3 separate regions of the Homo sapiens genome follow, and regions 1 and 3 are each linked to region 2. A link is a contact called in ENCODE Hi-C or POLR2A ChIA-PET data. All regions are on one chromosome and are shown on one strand. The core of a region is the stretch at or near the end of the contact, and the rest is flanking DNA. Distances in the headings are between cores, read along the strand shown. Region 1 holds the start of WDR36 (WD repeat domain 36). Region 2 holds the start of FBXL17 (F-box and leucine rich repeat protein 17). Region 3 holds the start of CAMK4 (calcium/calmodulin dependent protein kinase IV).

Evidence for each region. Hi-C counts contacts between places; a loop is a spot of excess contacts on that map. ChIA-PET counts read pairs that join two places held with the same protein, here RNA polymerase II (POLR2A). Pooled maps may share reads with other maps.
Region 1: a map of B cell shows a loop between it and region 2 (21-fold over the local background). The contact joins the promoter of WDR36 here to the promoter of FBXL17 in region 2. A Hi-C loop is called at or near these places in 5 of 168 maps with a recorded cell type or tissue (B cell, CD4-positive, alpha-beta memory T cell, CD8-positive, alpha-beta T cell and 2 more), 10 of 37 single-sample maps with no recorded cell type and 20 of 50 pooled maps. POLR2A ChIA-PET finds 5 or more read pairs at or near these places in 4 of 52 experiments (CD4-positive, alpha-beta T cell, OCI-LY7, T-cell and 1 more).
Region 3: a loop to region 2 is called in a map of naive thymus-derived CD4-positive, alpha-beta T cell, with 11 times the contacts of the local background. The contact joins the promoter of CAMK4 here to the promoter of FBXL17 in region 2. A Hi-C loop is called at or near these places in 3 of 168 maps with a recorded cell type or tissue (CD4-positive, alpha-beta T cell and naive thymus-derived CD4-positive, alpha-beta T cell) and 10 of 50 pooled maps. POLR2A ChIA-PET finds 5 or more read pairs at or near these places in 3 of 52 experiments (CD4-positive, alpha-beta T cell, CD4-positive, alpha-beta memory T cell and GM12878).

What each region holds. Positions count from the first base shown.
Region 1 is chr5:111,091,035-111,093,993 of GRCh38, reverse strand. It overlaps WDR36 (WD repeat domain 36), which reads right to left and starts at 1,646. Exons shown (of 23, transcript NM_139281.3): 1 at 1,376-1,646. The coding sequence starts at 1,537. RefSeq lists an enhancer at 1,357-1,796.
Region 2 is chr5:108,380,601-108,383,349 of GRCh38, reverse strand. FBXL17 (F-box and leucine rich repeat protein 17) reads left to right here and starts at 1,252. Exons shown (of 9, transcript NM_001163315.3): 1 at 1,252-2,651. The coding sequence starts at 1,659. RefSeq lists an enhancer at 882-1,001 and silencers at 1,102-1,351, 1,552-2,301, 2,322-2,401.
Region 3 is chr5:111,223,027-111,226,045 of GRCh38, reverse strand. It overlaps CAMK4 (calcium/calmodulin dependent protein kinase IV), which reads right to left and starts at 1,662. Exons shown (of 11, transcript NM_001744.6): 1 at 1,402-1,662. The coding sequence starts at 1,562. RefSeq lists enhancers at 1,424-1,473, 2,434-2,533 and a silencer at 1,584-2,073.

The DNA.
Region 1 (2,959 bases), core at 397-2,896, 2.7 Mb before region 2:
CCCAATGCATTGGTTAATCTGAGCAGTGTACAGTCTGGGTAAAGAACATTTACATGCCATGATGTTACGAATGTATCATCAGTGTTAGAACTAGAGGAGAACTTAAAAGCCATCTTTATTATGACTAAATGTCAACACACAGTAAGTAAATTGTTAACTTTATAAAATGTACAAATATGTTACTCTCCTCACCACAGGGTTTCTTTGGAAGTAGAATATAGGGAAAAACACCTGTGTCTGTGTGTAATGCAGTGTCAGGAAAGACACTGTACCAAAGACAAGATTTCAAGAGTTATTTCAGTAATAAACTCAGAAAAATTACATTTCAAGGAAGAAAACATTAACCAGCAAAAGCAAAAGTTAGCAAGCAAGGAACAAGTGCAGAGAATGGTAACACTAAATACTTTCACATGATTAATATGGTTCTAACCCACCCTGTCTCCATTACCAGCTCAGACTCTGAGAAACCCAATTGCTCTTCACCTCAGCTCTGCCCTCACTTTCCTTTTCCACTAACTCAACTAGTTCCTACCTCCCAGCTCTTTTTGCTAATAAGCCATTTGATATTCACAATCCTCCAAGAGAGACAACTCTACCTGTTTTCCAGAAAAGAAAGTACTTAATTAACACTGACTATTATCATCCTCCTCATCAAGGTTTCTGTTCTCACAGAGGTTACATTCTTTCGGAGAAGACAAAAGAAACAAGTAAACAAGAGACACTATTACAATGATCGATGAACTGTTATAGGAGAAAAAATCATCACTAACAAGTGATTTATCTGAAATTTACTTTAATAGATTATATAAAGGTGCTACGGTATAATGACACCTATGTTGCAAAGAAACGGCTGCAAGGCTTAGAGTGACAGTGCCAGACACTTTGCGTTAGTTGAAAATAACTGATTGCTATTAGATATTTTCCCTAACGGTAATTAATCTCACCATCTCCGGTTCTCCCAATGTATTCTACCTAGAGTGAATTTCTAACTCAGCTCGTGTCACCAATAACGTAATAGCGTGCATGTTTTTCTCTCTCATTAAGAATGCAAGAGGTAGAGGTTTGTCTTAATTATGTTTCCACCTTCAAGGGAAGGTCAATAAATATTCACTGAACAAATATTACTGCCATACAACTGAGATGTTCTCTAGCAGTTTCCCCTTGGCCAGGCTGCCTCTGAAACACGCCCCAGGAGGACTGCAAGTGCCAAATCAGCACGTGGACGTGACCGGATGGCGAAATATTAATAGGACAGGGAGGGGTTAAAGAAGGGAAGCCCGTGGTAAATGGGAAGGGAGAACCGGACTGCTCCAGGACAGAGTTAGAGGCCAAGGAGGGTGGTTTTCCTGGGAAGCTAACAAAAGAAGTCACTCACGTCATAGGTGTGGAAACTCTTGCCCACGCAGGTTGTTACATAGAACCGGCGCTTGAGCGCGCTGAACCGCACCACGTGTGGAATGTCGTTGCTGAAAAGTCCCAAGGCCCGGAACCCCGCAAAAAGCGCGCTGGCCGTGCGCCTTTCTGAGGCCCGTTCCATTGCCGCCGCGATCCCAGCTCCTCTCAGCTCTGGTCCTGAAGGAAAACACGTACCCAGTCCCTTCAGCGTGTCTAGTGGAACAGTCCTCTGCCAGAGCTGCAGACACAACACCGCTTCCGGCGCCCGCTGCGAATCGCGTTTCCGGAGACTGCCCTCAGTGCAACACATAAAGTTCTCCCTCCAGAGCTCACATGGGAGGCGTGACTTGGGTTCCGAGGGCCAAGGTCTCCAGCACGTTGCCTAGCATTGTTCTCCAGCTCTTTTGCGGTGGAAGGAAGCTCGTTAGGTTCCGACAGAACCGCAAGGGCGGGAAACAAAGAGGGAAGCGCGACGCCCAGGAGAATGGAGGGGAGGTCGACGCCTTGGAGATGGAAACGATTTAAACATGTGATTATTTAAAAATGTACAAAAACATGAGACTGGAAAAATTTAAACACTGGATATCTGATGATATTAAGGAATTATGTTTCATTTTTACATATGATAGTAGCATTATGATTACGTTTTTAAAGATCCTCATCTTTTGGATACATATTGACATATTTACAGATGAAAACTATAATGGGACATTTCAAAACTGACAGAGGGATTCACTCACAGACCCTCTGGGGAGTAGAACTAATTACTTGTGGGGAGGGAACTGCTCACTTGGGCAACTTGGATAAGTGTAGATTCCTCCCAGAAAAGGAAGATAAATATTAAATGTTATTGGGATTCCTGGATTAAGTCAGTATTCCTTGAGGTCGGCTGTCAAAAGCAGACAGTAGAGGTTCTAAAGAGGAGCTTATCATAATGCAAACGGGAGTCCGGGCAGTTCATTAGAGCTGAGTGCCTTAGGATGCTGAAGGAGACTGATTCCAGTGAAGTGGGTGTCAAGACGCCTCACTCCTCAGGAGCCAGCTGCCTTACCAAGATGTAGGTTTGGGGAACAATCTCTGAGCATGTGAACATTAACTAAAACAGTGGTGAGCTTAGAGCCCAGGACCAAAGTTCAACATATGGAATAACCTCTTCTCTTACTGTTTTATTTCCATTTCATTTCGTTTATGAAAACGTTTTGGCAGCCTATTAAGGTTTGGGTCGAGTGACTAACGTAACTATACTAGTACTTGAGAGGGATAAAAAGGGTATATTTACTAATGTAAATGTACTTGAAAGAGATAAAGAGGGTCTGTCTCTACACAGATCAGTGTACTCTCTCGGGTTCCTTCCAGTTCTAAAATGTAATTATTATGAAACAAAAGTCACTTGTTAGCTAATTTGAATACCTGACTCATACATTCTTGAACAAAAAAAATCTTGATTTATTTTATAGTTCTTGGCACAAAGCCTCAAACACTTTGGATGTTAAGATCATTAAGGGGCAGATGCTAACAGAATGAGAGCTTGTTATTTAGTCCTTGACATGTTGTACTTACTTGT
Region 2 (2,749 bases), core at 3-2,502:
CTGGGCCTTGAATATTGCAATACTTCTTCCTCAGTCAGCTCTCTCAAGTTATCCTTAGCAGATTTTTTTTTAAACACCTGCCACTTCTCTTCCACCCTTCAGCAGGTAACCAAGCTCTATCTGAAGCAAAACAGAAACCAACAGAAAGGAACTCTTTCACCTTCCTGCTAGAAACATCCACCTCTCTGTATCCGTCCTTTATCTACCTTTCCTCATTCTCTGTAATCACAATGAAGAAAGTATCCTTCCTAAAGCACTCTCCATTCCACCTTCTCCTCTTATTTCTCTCACTAGAGTGGCTCATTCCCATGGTATTTGCCTCCTCTAATTTTTCGCTTGTGAAAGCTAACCTCTCCGCACCAGGTACCGCTCTAGCAGCTGCCCTAGCTCTTTAGCCTCGATATAGTCAAACCTTCTAAAGGACTGCCTGCATAGCTGTTTCCTCTTTCTCATCTGGATCACCAACGTTTGTCATATAGCAGGCACTGCACCGTCATGTTTAAAATATACAACAGACGGCTAGACAGGATTCCGAGGGTGTAGACAATAAAGTGATCTACAGTTTGTAGCCTGGGTGTTGAATGGCTCACTGGGTGGGGAAGCTGTTATCTTTCTGCTGTGCACAGGTAATTTGATATATGCTTTCATTCTGAAATAAAGTTGTGGAAAGGCAGTAGTACGCAACAATTAAGAAAACACAAGTGGGTAAACAGTGGTGCCGCACAACCAATCAACCCCTCACATGACTTCGGTGCGCATCACCCAGGGGCCGCATCTGCCACTCTGCCCGAAGCGCGGTCAGCGCCCACACTGGCCCTTCCGGCGGAACCCGCCTCGCGGCTTCGAAGTGGCCTCGGTTTCCGAGTCAGGGGTGGTGACAGGGGTGGAAGGTGAGGGGAAGAGCCCAGCGGCTCCCGGCCAATGGCAGCTCTTGAACTTACACCTCGAGACGTCAGCGCGGCTGTGTAAACGGATGTCACACAGCTGGCTCGGAAGTGTCTCCTCCCGCCTCAGAAACGCGGCGCACGCCCAGCAGCTTCGGAAAAACCTTAGGCGGTGGGAGGGAGGGGCGTGCGCCGCACCCCGCAAGCCCAGAGCTCCGTGCCCTAGCCGGCCGGCTTCTTCCCGTAGTGCCGGTGTGACGGCCGTCCCGGGTGAGCAGCCGGGTGCCGGCGTCCCCGCCACGAGCGCGCCACCGCAACTGGCTCCGCCCCCTGCCGGAACGGGCCGCGCGCTCCTGCGGCTCCGAGCAGAGTCGCGGGTGCGCGCGCCGGCGGCGGATCCGCAGTTAAAATGGTCCGAGCGGGACCCGGCCTTTCCCCGGCCGCTCCGCTGACTGACTGAGCCGGCTGGCCGGGCCCGGACTGGTCGCCTAGCCGGCAGGCTCGCTCGCTCCCTCCCTCGCGTCCCCAAAGCTCGCGCCCATCGTTCTCCCGGCTTCCCTGGGCAAAGCATGTAGCCCCCGTCGGGCACTCCGGCGGCCCGCAGCTGACGCCCACCCCCCACCGTCGCGTGTGTGCCCGTGTGTGCGTGTGTGTGCGCAGGAAGGGCGACCCCTCCGGGGGCCGAGCCAGCGAGCGGCCTGCCCCGCTGCCGGGAGCCCGCCTCTCTGGGTCTCCCTCCCTCCCGTCCCGGTCCCCCTCCTCGGGGCCTTCTATATGGGCCACCTTCTCTCGAAGGAGCCGCGTAACCGCCCGAGCCAGAAGAGGCCTCGCTGTTGCAGTTGGTGCCGCCGCCGGCGCCCTCTCCTCAGGCTGCCCCGCCGGACCCCAGCCAAGGTGCCCCCTCAGCCGGCGGCGCCCCGGAGCCGGGACTGCTTCTTCCGCGGGCCCTGCATGCTCTGCTTCATCGTGCACAGTCCCGGCGCGCCCGCCCCCGCCGGCCCAGAGGAGGAGCCGCCGCTCTCGCCGCCGCCGCGGGACGGGGCCTACGCTGCCGCCTCCTCCTCTCAGCACCTGGCGCGGCGCTACGCGGCCCTGGCCGCCGAGGACTGCGCCGCTGCTGCCCGCCGCTTCCTGCTATCCTCGGCCGCCGCCGCCGCCGCCGCTGCCGCCTCGGCTTCGTCGCCCGCCTCCTGCTGCAAAGAGTTGGGGCTGGCTGCGGCCGCCGCCTGGGAGCAGCAGGGCCGAAGTCTCTTCCTGGCCAGCTTGGGGCCGGTGCGCTTCCTGGGGCCGCCCGCCGCCGTGCAGCTCTTCCGGGGGCCGACACCGTCACCGGCCGAGCTCCCTACGCCCCCCGAAATGGTGTGCAAGCGGAAGGGGGCCGGGGTCCCCGCCTGCACCCCCTGCAAGCAGCCCCGCTGCGGCGGCGGGGGCTGCGGCGGCGGCGGCGGCGGCGGTGGCGGGGGAGGGCCTGCGGGGGGAGGCGCTTCGCCGCCCCGGCCCCCCGACGCCGGCTGCTGCCAGGCCCCGGAGCAGCCCCCGCAGCCGCTCTGCCCTCCGCCCTCTTCTCCCACCTCCGAAGGTGCCCCCACCGAAGCTGGCGGGGACGCTGTCCGAGCCGGGGGCACCGCCCCCTTGTCCGCCCAGCAGCAGCATGAATGTGGCGACGCGGACTGTCGGGAGTCCCCCGAAAACCCCTGCGACTGTCACAGGGAGCCGCCCCCCGAAACCCCAGACATCAACCAGCTGCCGCCGTCCATCCTGCTCAAGGTGGGTCTGGGCGAGAGGCGCAGGGATGCTCGCTTTCCCCCACCCCCGGCCCCCGCCTCCGAGGCTTTCTCTCTCCTCCCCCTAAGCGCGGAGGAGGG
Region 3 (3,019 bases), core at 413-2,912, 2.8 Mb before region 2:
ACTCAGAGGTTTACATGGTTCCACTGTCACGCATCATACAATTAATAACAGGCATGTTTTGGACCTTACAAAAATCGACATCATTGTCCTTTCATTTCCACCTATATATATAATAGATCTTCAGATGAATACTGAAAAACTTGATCAAAAATGGATGTTTATGTATACATTATTCAGTGCTCAAATACTTCAAAACATTTTTAACAGTGACAAATCACTGAATTTTCATTCAGAAGTTTGCCTATTTTACACATCTATATTCAATGAGCCTTCAATAGTACTAGCAAAGTGGGGGGAGAGTGGGCAGTGATCATTACATCTTCCCACTAAATACCAACATCCAGAATCCTGCTCTGGATCCTCCAATGACTTGAAAAAATAAAAAGGCTGTTAGCAATACTATTTCCAGCAAAAAGAGAATGAAAAATGAAATTGCAAAGGAGTAGTAAGTACAGAAGCTGCAACTTGTCAACCGTTGAAATTACATCTTCAGATTCCCTATACTAAAGAGCCTGGATCTAAAATAAGTGTTGAAAATAAATCTCCTTACCTATGGATAACAGAGAGAAAAGACAAAAAAAAAGGAAGTAAGGGAAAGAAAACTATAATTTTCAATGGATACAAATACGAAAGCATATGGAATCATGCAGAAGGCCAAACTGCTACCTGTTTGGATCTTCAGAGGAGGGATAGGGGACATATCTGCAATCCTAGGGAGATGGTCTGTTGCATATATAATTTAAATAAATCACTCCAGCCCATGAAAGAAGGGAAGCAGCAGCATTCTCACTAATTACCACTGCCTGGATCCCATATGCTGCTTTCTCTTTAAAGCCACACTAGTTCATTATTCTGCCTTCAACTCTCTTAAATGATTCATTTCTCCCTTCACTCCTGAGCAGACTCTGCAGGGAAGCTAGTATTTAAGTTTAATTTCTCGTGTCACTTGCTTTGGAGAGCTTGACGAGGGGAAGGAGGAGGAATCTAACTTAATAATTCTGTCTTGATTTGGAGGGGCACCCTCCGGCCCCCACCCTAAACAATAACTAGACAAACAGGACCCTCTGGCAAGCTATAATCGTGAGCAAAGATATCAATTGGGAAAGCAGGGCCCACGTGCGGTGGGAGCTGTCACCCAAGGGAAGTGGCAGCCTGCGAGAAGGAGGGAAGGTGGGAGGGAGTCGGGCTGATCCTACAGCTGCACCGGCCTAGGCGCTCTGGTGGGGTGGGAAGGACTCGAGCCGCACCTGAATGAAGGTTAGCTCTCTCTCAAGACACTAACTAGGTAGGGAGAAATCGAAGGGCACGAAGGCAGGCTCCCGCACCCTCCGAGCCGTCGCTGCGAGAGGGACAACCCCCAGTGCACGCCGCGGGCTTCCCCAGCCGGAGCCCGCGCCTTACCGTCCCAGCTCCGACTCCACCTCGAAGAAATCGCTCAGCGCATCCCTGTTGGAGCCGTCGATCCAGTAATCCGGGACGAGGCTCGCGGTCCCCGGGGCCGCACTGGCGGTGACCGAAGAGCAGGACGAGGCGGAGCAGGAGGGCACCGTGACTTTGAGCATCTTCGCAGCGGGACTCCGGAAGCCGCCGCCGCCGCCGCCGCCGCTGCCCGAGCGAGAAGCCGGCCGCCAGCCGCCGCCTGCGAACGCAGGAGCGAGAGAGAGGCGGCGTCCTTCACGCGCGCACACGCCCACCGCCGCCGCCCGCGCTCGCAGGGACGGTGGGCGGGGAAGGGGGCGAGCCTCTGCGAGAGGGCGCGAGGGGGAACCCGGAGTCGCCGCCCGCTGGAGGGAGACTAGCTGCACCGCTGAGGAGAGAGGCTCCCTCCCCCTCGCTCCTTCCCTCCTCACCCGCCCTCCTCCCGCGCCGAGCCTTTCCCGCCGCCCTCCCTCTTTCCTTTCTCTCTCCCAGGCTGTGGCTGCCGCGGTGCCGGCTAGGGCGGCTCCGGATGCTGGAGCTTGGGGAAGGCACAAGGACCCGCGCATCATCCCACGCGCCCTCCCGCGGGGACCGGAGCTGGAGGGAGACCGTGCGCAGCGGGACGCTGCTCTGGGATGGCGGGCGCCAGGCGTACCCTGGCAGCACCTGGGTCCGGGCGGCCCCGCCGGATAGCGAGAGAGGGACCTAGGTGGTGGTGGCGCAACTCATCCCTCCTTGAGCGCGTCTCCGTGGCGAGTCCCTCCCACCTAACACCAGCTAACCAGCCATCCTCTGTCAAAGCTTATATTGGTGGCCGGGGAGGGAGTACTGTGGTCGCCGATCCCTCAGGGCTCCTGTGCCTGGACCCAGTGAGAGCTGGAGGAAAAGGAAGCGCCCAGGTCCACACTGACCTGACTCACCTTTGAGTGAAGTCTTCAGTTGGAATAAATGCTGTCGTCGCTGCTGGTGGCACTGCCTCCTCGGCACTGCTGGAGCTCCTAAAAGAGGAGATACTTGGCTGTGTCGAGTTCAATCTCAGCATCTGAAGTGGCTCAGAATTACAGTTCTAGAAGGGCCTTGTGGAAGCCAACTAGTAAACCCTCTGCCTTAAGGCAGGACCTGTCCTCATTCATGACAGGGAAGACTGCTACATGTAAAAGCCCTTTTTCTCTTCCCAAGAGATGTATCCCATGATAAGCATTCTTATGTCCTGTCCATCAGCTGTCATGGCTCTTCTTCTCAGTATTAAACATACATCACTTAAACTACCCTTGAACTTTTTTCTTTTCAGATTTCAGCAAAGACGAACAACAATTAGTCATGTTCTGATACATATCTATGACAGTTATTATACCACAACTCATTTCTGGCTAAATAGCTCCAGGCGCTTTCACCTTACTTCACAGGTGTTACTTTTGGCCTTTTTTTTTTCCTGAGTTTCCTCCAACATGCGCTAAACTCTTCCTAGTAAGTCTCCATTCCTGATAGCACCAACCATTAATATGGTCCAATATTTTAATCTAATTTATGGATTTATTATTCTTAAAAGCCTGCCTGCTATACTGGTGAACAAACAACCAAAAATATCCAATCAAGTAGT